2 separate regions of the Mus musculus genome follow, and region 1 is linked to region 2. The links are chromatin contacts, found by Hi-C or POLR2A ChIA-PET in ENCODE. All regions are on one chromosome and are shown on one strand. The core of a region is the stretch at or near the end of the contact, and the rest is flanking DNA. Distances in the headings are between cores, read along the strand shown.

Evidence for each region. Hi-C counts contacts between places; a loop is a spot of excess contacts on that map. ChIA-PET counts read pairs that join two places held with the same protein, here RNA polymerase II (POLR2A).
Region 1: POLR2A ChIA-PET joins it to region 2 with 18 read pairs in Patski. The contact joins the enhancer-like site here to the promoter of Aplp2 in region 2. A Hi-C loop is called at or near these places in 10 of 37 maps with a recorded cell type or tissue (T-helper 17 cell, adrenal gland, gastrocnemius and 3 more). POLR2A ChIA-PET finds 5 or more read pairs at or near these places in 4 of 5 experiments (Patski and embryonic stem cell).

What each region holds. Positions count from the first base shown.
Region 1 is chr9:31,260,502-31,264,302 of GRCm38, reverse strand. It overlaps a transcript of Gm7244 not described here. Among named protein-coding and RNA genes, the nearest start is that of Gm7244, 9.0 kb to the left of the region's middle. Within about 2 kb of position 1,927, at least 1 of the 3 ENCODE cell types and tissues checked has a DNase peak (open chromatin) inside an H3K27ac peak, as active enhancers do; it is heart, where a contact is called at or near this core.
Region 2 is chr9:31,209,914-31,213,548 of GRCm38, reverse strand. It overlaps Aplp2 (amyloid beta (A4) precursor-like protein 2), which reads left to right and starts at 1,701. Exons shown (of 18, transcript NM_001357698.1): 1 at 1,701-1,926. The coding sequence starts at 1,822.

The DNA.
Region 1 (3,801 bases), core at 678-3,177, 51 kb before region 2:
CTTCCTTCCTTCCTTCCTCCCTTCCTTTTTCCTTTGAGACATCTCAAGTAGACCAGGCTGACCTCAAAGTTGCTAAGTAGTTGAAGATGACTTTGAACTACTGATCCTCCTGCCTCCACTGTCCAATTGCTAGGATTACAGATATGAGCCACTAACCCTGATTTTTGTATGGTGCTAGGAATCGAACCAGGGTTTTATTCATGTCTAAGCTCTCTACCCCTATGTATTTTTAATAAGGAAAATTTTTTTCAGAAAATAGATACTAGAAAAGAAAAGCTTTCACAACAAACATTATTAATACTATTTGTGGGCATGGGAAAACAGAGTCTTATGAAGCCCAGACTGCCTCATACTTTAAAAATATGTTTATTTAAAATCATATATATGGTGTCCATGTAGGTGTATATGAGAGTGTAGATACTCTTAAAGTCCAAAAGAAGGAGTTCCAAAAGAGGGTGTTGGATCCCCAGGAGCTAGAGTTACAAGTGATCGTGAGCTGCCTGACCTGGGTACTGGGTATCAAACTCTGGTTCTTTCCAAGAATTCTAGATGCTCTTAACTACTGAACCATCTCTTCCTCCCCTACAGCAAAGTTGATGTAGCAAAGGATGACCTTGGACTTCTGATGTTCCTACCTCCACCTCCTGAATGCTAACATTTCAGGGACAGGCCTCCACAACTGCTTTATTAATGCTAAAAATTTAAGATTATTCCACCTAAAGGTCATAAACAAATGATGTATCTGCTGTACTACTGCTCATTATCACGGTGTTTTCCTTTTTAGGAGACTGAAGCATTCCATCTTGCTGGACACTCCTTAAGTGAGAAGATGAGTAACTCAAAATAGCTTCAGGAAGTCCCTGAAACTGACCAGATTCACTAGGCCCCTCCCTATGAGAATAAGCAATACAGACTGAGAGTCCACCTCAGATGCTGAGCTGCACAGAAGACTGAGGCAGCTGAGCAGCCAGGACTCAAGCAAGCTGAGCTTCAAAGAAGATTCTCAGAGGAGAAAACCAGCGAAGACAACTCAGACCAGATCAGCTTCCTGGAAGAGGTTTAGCCTGGAAACCTGAGGCACCTGGAAAGGACACTCTTCAACCTGTGGAGCTGCCTGATGACTGTGCAATGCGCTTCAGGTTTCCCACTGTGTGAGCTGTCACCCATGCTGGAGTGGGCTTTCGTAATATAGCTGTCTTTGAGTTATTTCTGTTCTTGTAACTAACCCCTCATCCATACTTCTGTAGGTAATCCAAATGAACTCAATTGTTCACCAAGTTGGACTTTTTTGGGGGGGTATCTCTACTTTGGACTCTTGTGGGTTCCCTGTCTAGGGTAAGTAGACATAAGAGTTACATTTCCCCTCCCCCTGCCCTGAAAATTTTGTCATACAACACATGGCTGTAGAGTTGTTGCACAATGAAAGAGACAAATCCAAAAAACATAGGATAAGAAGAGAAAAACAAGGTCTTAGGCTGAAAGGAAAAGTATCATTCTGGAGCCTTAAGACCAAGTTCTCAGCAGGGAGGAGATTTGCCCCAGGAGGACAGGGGGCAGGGGATAAAAGACAGAGACGGAGATGGGGGGGGCGGTGAGGGTGGGGAGGGGACAGGGGTGTTTGTCCCAGGAGATAAAGGACTGACTGCCAGGAGAGAAGACAGATGTGGCCCACAGGCAAATGACAGTTTATAAAGGTACAAGAGGAAAACCAGGTTAGGGTGAGGTGTTTAATTTTATTTAGGCATGTTAAATAGGGCAGCCAAAGAGGCCTTTGAATGCTGGACTTCAATACTTTGATAGCTTGACCTTGGTGGTCAGCCTCAGGAGGAGGAAATGGCCAAATAAGGAACTAGGCCCTGGTGGCTAGCTTTAGGAATGTAATCTAAGCGTTTTTTTAGCAAGGCAGAGGGAATTGGGGAGAAGGGCAAGGCCTGCCAGAGTGCTGGCAGCCACGCTCCAGCTGACCAGAGTCCCTTCACCTAGAATGCAAAAGCCACAGATTCCTGTTCTTCAGCCTTGAATCAGGAGCAATGACACAGGCTTGTAGCTCCAGCACTTTGTCAAAAAGAAAAAGAGAATGAGAGAAGGGGGGGGGTGAAGAAGGAAAGAAAGAAAGAAAGAAAGAAAGAAAGAAAGAAAGAAAGAAAGAAAGAAAGAAAGAAAGAAAGAGAGAGAGAAAGAGAGAAAGAGAGAGGGGGGGAGGAAGGAAGGAAGGAAGGAAGGAAGGAAGGAAGAAAGGTCTAAAACCAAAGAAGACAGCCTCAGAGATAAGTGTGTATCAAACCTTGCTTCATTACAGGATTCTATAGACTTCTAAGATCTGGGGTCTCCATCTTAAAGAAGTAGAAAGTGCTGGATGTAGCCAGTGGTGGAGAGCCCTCGCCTAGCACGTATAGGGTTCCAGGTACCATCTCCAAGGGCAACCCCTTCCTATGGGCCCCCTCAGAGAGAGAAAGAGAGAGAGACAGAGAGACAGACAGACAGACAGAGACAGAGAGACAGAGAGAGAGACAGAGACAGAGACAGAGAGGATATGTGGTACATACCTGTAATTTCAGGACTGGAGAGTCTGAGGCAAGAGGCCAGCCTGGGCTACGTAGTCAGACACCAGTTCTTAAAAGAACCTGTACAGAGTATGAGGACGAGACTACAGAGATAGAGCCCTGAGCCCATTCAAATCAGAAAGTCACAGAGAAGAGACCTTCATATAATTAAATTACTTAAAGGCGTACAACTCTACTATGCAGCAGCTCAACTTTATATGAATTTCATGAGAGATCTGGAGAAAGTCTGACATCTTCTTGAATTGATCACCTTGTGATCAATGTATCTCAGCCCCGTACTCTTAAGTATTAACCAGAGAAATGAAGGTCCGAGTACCTTAAAGACTCGCACATGGATGTCCACAATCCTTTTGTTTATAAGCCGCTCAAAACTTGAACACTCCATTAGCAGCTGAAGGAAAAGAAATGTCTTCTGCCTGGGCTCAATATACATATATTTTCCCCAAACAAATGAAAATTAAGAGAATTAGAGAGGGGGCACTGGAGAGATGGCTTAGCAGTTAAGAGCACTGACTACTCTTCTAGAGGACCTGGGTTCAATTCCCAGCACCCACATAGCAGCTCACAGCTGTCTGTAACTCCAAGATGTAACACCCTCCCACAGACATACATGCAGGAAAAACATCAATGCACATAAAATAAAAATATATAAATTAAAGAGAGAGAGAGAAACAGAAGATTAGAGTGATTGCAATGCATGGTGGGAGGGAAACAGGCAAATTTCCTGGCTCGAGGAGACATGTATGGGAATTCATAGCTCAGGATATTTGATAAGAAGGGCCACATAGAGAGCCAGAACATCACAGAGAGATGGGCTTCTCATAAACAGTGGGGGGGGGGGGAGGGGCTTCAGGGGAGGAGACAAGGAAGCCCTGAGTGTGTGAAGTCCTGAGTGAATGAGTGGTGGTGACCTGTGCCAGCCATGTTTAGGACCCCAGAGGCTCAAACCCATGGGAAAATGACAAAGCTTTCCCAGCCCGGTGTGAGACTCAGGGAAATGGCAAATCCCCCCTGTCTGGTCTGTGTGTGGACATTAATCATGTATTCAGAAAATGTCCACCATAGTGTTTGTCCCCTGTGTATTTATAGCCTGAAGACTGCTCCCCTACAGAGCACACTCCTACCAAGATTAGCTAAACCTGTCTGCTTGATACAGCTTCGTCCCATAAGCCATGCCCCCTTGTTTGTCTATATACAATAACCCTGCCTCCTTCTTCAGCTGTAAGCAGTCACCCCA
Region 2 (3,635 bases), core at 452-2,951:
TTACGTCATTTCCTAAATTCGTTTCCCCCCTCCCACATATTAGATGCTTTTACTATTTCTTCACAAGGGCAGGGAGACAGAGAAGAGAGGGGAAGATCCAGAAAGGGAGGGCAAAATCTTAATTTCCCTTATCTTTTCTAAGGGCCACTAATCCTGTCCTGAAATGCCCCCCATCCATGACCTCAACTAAATCCAGTTACCTTTCAAAGGCCCCACTGACAAGTGCCACATTTGTTCAATGTATAAATGAGAGTGAAGGTAAATTCAGTACTAAACTCATGCTAATTCTAGGGCCTCTGGATTGAGTACTAACATTTATCGAATGAGGTCCCCATTTGGAGACTCACTGGGCGTAATTCATGTCTTGTCAGTGATGTGAGAGACATAGAGACCTAGCCATGGGAAAGTGCCACGGTATGATACAGCCCTCTCAGCATTCTGAGGTGGGTGAAATGACATCTGTGTAAGGTGTTTCCTGTAGGTGGAATGGAGGATTGTGGGAATGGAGCAGGAGCAGGAAGGGCTGTGCAATGGAAAGGTGTCTGGCATCCATTGAGAATGAGGCAGAGCCAGTTTGACCACAGCGGGACTGCTTACGTTGGCGTGCAGTTGCAGAATGCATCTGTAAAATACAGGGTCCTTACTGTCCCACTCTGCCCACTATAGACACTGTCTCTCCCTCTCCACTAAGATGCTTCCTGCGGAGAGGAACTTGGTTCTTGATATGGTTGAAGCTAAAGAAATGAGTCCAGGTCTCTGCAGAGGGTGGTACATAAATCACCCGCTACGGAAAGGAAACAAAGCCAGCAGAGCCCTCGTGATGGAGAGGACAAGGTGCCAGTTGTGAACTGGGGCAGCAGGCCGCTTTCCCAGGAACCAAGATGCTGGGGAGCATGAAAAAAGAGAGAAAGCGTGTCTTTTGCTTTAGAGATCTTAAACTGAAGAAAAATGATGCCAGAATCCTGTCCTGAAACACATGAGAAGGGGGGTGGGGGGGTGGGAGCTTGTGTTTCAGTGGCCTGGCGCCACTGGCCTCGGCGGGGAAGGCCTCTCTGTGCCGCAGGGGCTGTGACGACGAGGAGGGGCAGGGAAAGGACCTAAGGAGCAGAGGTCAGCGGTGTGCAGACACTGCGGGTTCAGGGGCGAAACAAGGGCGCAGAGGTCTGGGGGGGAAGAGCGCGCCCCGTGCAGCGCTGGGGAGAGCAGAATGTCGGCGTTCATCCTCCAGGGCGACAGGGTCGGTCCTCTGCAAACCGTCCGGAACTCCCAACAATTCATCCTGTTTTTAATTAAAACATTTTCCAGAAGCCCCAAAGAGGGCGGTACCCAAAGGAATATGGAAAATATCCTGCAGGGTTAGGGGAGTGGGGCGTGCCCAAATCCCGATGCTGAAGGTGGATGATGTAGAGCCACCCCAGGAGACAACCAAACAGGAGCCTCCCGCCCTGGGAACAGCGGCCCACGGTCTACCCGCGAAGACTCCTGCGCCCCCAGCCTCGGGTCCAGAGCGGGGGCGGGGCTGGCCGTGGCTTGGGGCGGGGCCACGAGGGGGCACGCGCTGGGCGGGGAGGGGAGTCGGTGTATCCGTGCTCTGATTGGACCTGGGCTAAACAAGGGGAGGTATCTTAGGCCAGTTATGCCGGCTCGTATTGGGTCCTGTCGAAGAGGGGCGTGGTTTTGTGAAGTCAGTTCCGGTCGATGTAAAACCCCCGGGGCGGCGGCGAACGGGCTTCAGACGCTTCTGGGTCGCGGTAGGGAAGCGCTGTAGCCTGGCTGTGCGAGAGACGGGGAGAGCCCAGCGCCACAGCGACCTGGAGAAGGATGGCGGCCACCGGGACCGCGGCCGCTGCGGCCACCGGCAAGCTTCTTGTCCTGCTGCTGCTCGGGCTCACGGCGCCCGCTGCGGCTCTGGCTGGCTACATAGAGGTGAGGACCAGGCGAGCTCCCGATCTGCGTCTCCTCCGGTCGCCCGGGAGCACGGCCTGTGGGCGGGCGTGGGACCGGGGGCGCGGCGCGAGGCTCGGCGCAGCGGCGGGTTGCCTTCCCCCCACCCCGCCCGCGCGCCTCAGCTTTGCGCAGAGCTTAGCGCCGAGGTCGGGCTGCCTCTGTCGCCGCAGAGGCCAAATGAAAGGCGTCGGGGCTGCGGGGCCGCCCCAGCCCCCTACCCGCTGGCGGCGCCGCCGCATCCTCGGGGACACCGCACCGCGCGCTCTCCCTCCCCCGGGGCCGTGCGCGCCTCAGCCGTGCGCCCTGCGGCCCCGCGGCGCTCTAAATGGGGCGGCCTGCACCGGGTCCCCGGTGCCCGCAGCGGTCGGGGGCCTGGGCTTCGGGCTCGCACCTTGACGGTCGGCGCGCAGCAGTCGTTGACCAGGTGGACTTGGCAGCGGGGATGCGGCTCCAGCCCTGGCGAGTGGCCGAGATGCCGAGGGAGCGGGGAGAGGAGGCGCCGCCAGGGCAGCGGGGCGCTCTGCGCCCTCCCTTGCCTCCCAGTCGTTTGCACAAGTCTGGCAAACTAGGGAGCCCGGCTTTCCTCCTCCCAGGGGACGTTGAAGCTATCCACCAGTACATTTGGAAAGCTTCAGGGGGTACTTTACGTGGGTCAGGGTCACAGTGATTGTTCTGCACCAGAGGTCACCCCCGTTAACCTGGTGAAGTCGTCTAGGGTCCCAGGTGGTTGGCGGGAGTTCAGGCCGCTGGAAGAGCCAGGATGTCGGATGTGGAACCCGTACTGCAGCTTGCTCTGCACCTAGCCTCCCCGCAAGAACCCTCTGTCGCCTAGGGAGACATGGGACTTTATTTTTACTTACTTTCTCGAAATAATGCTTGAACTGTAGGACTGGACTGTGTGTTTCTGGTGTTGTTTATTTCTTCTTGCGCCTGCTTGTATTAAAAAAAAAAAAAAAACCCACCGTGGCTTTCTGTACGTTGAGCCAGTGTCAGAGATTGCGTTTGATAAAATAGGCATGACCTGAGAATGTTCTAATTAAAAACCCGGCTCAGAGTGAATTCATTTCTACAGAATGTGTAAATATTTCTATTGGTAAAAAGATCTAATGAGGAAAAAAATCTTCCGGATGGCACATCTTAAAACAATCTTTGTATTCATCTTGCTTGAAACTTTTTGACTGAGGTGGGAAAAAAAGATAAGTCTTAAGTAGAAACAGTTAATGTTTATACACACGAACTTTTCGATTCTTTCAGCTTCCACACAGTTGGTAGGGCTGTATCTGTGATCCCTGATAAGATGTCACTGGGAAACAGCTACATTGAGCGGGGATAAGAAGAGAAGGGTGGGGAGACCGAGTTTTATATATTGGGTGGGACTTAATGGGTCAGTGTCAAAAACCATTGTTCACACTCCACCTCACTTTCCAGCGGTGTGAGAAACTTTAGGTACTAGTGAATTCACAATAAAGAATTCATCAGTTTTAAAGAATCCATTTAATATTTAATGTCTCCAGGGGAAAAATACCAATATCAGAATTAGTTGTTATGGATTAATTTTGACAGATCGCCACGCTGTTCAATTGAAAAGTTTGTCTAAACAAAGTAAAAAACATTTTTGCAGAATGCTTTTAAAATGGAGTTTTGTAGACTTTTCACTTCCTTGGAACAATATTTTTATTCACACTGTC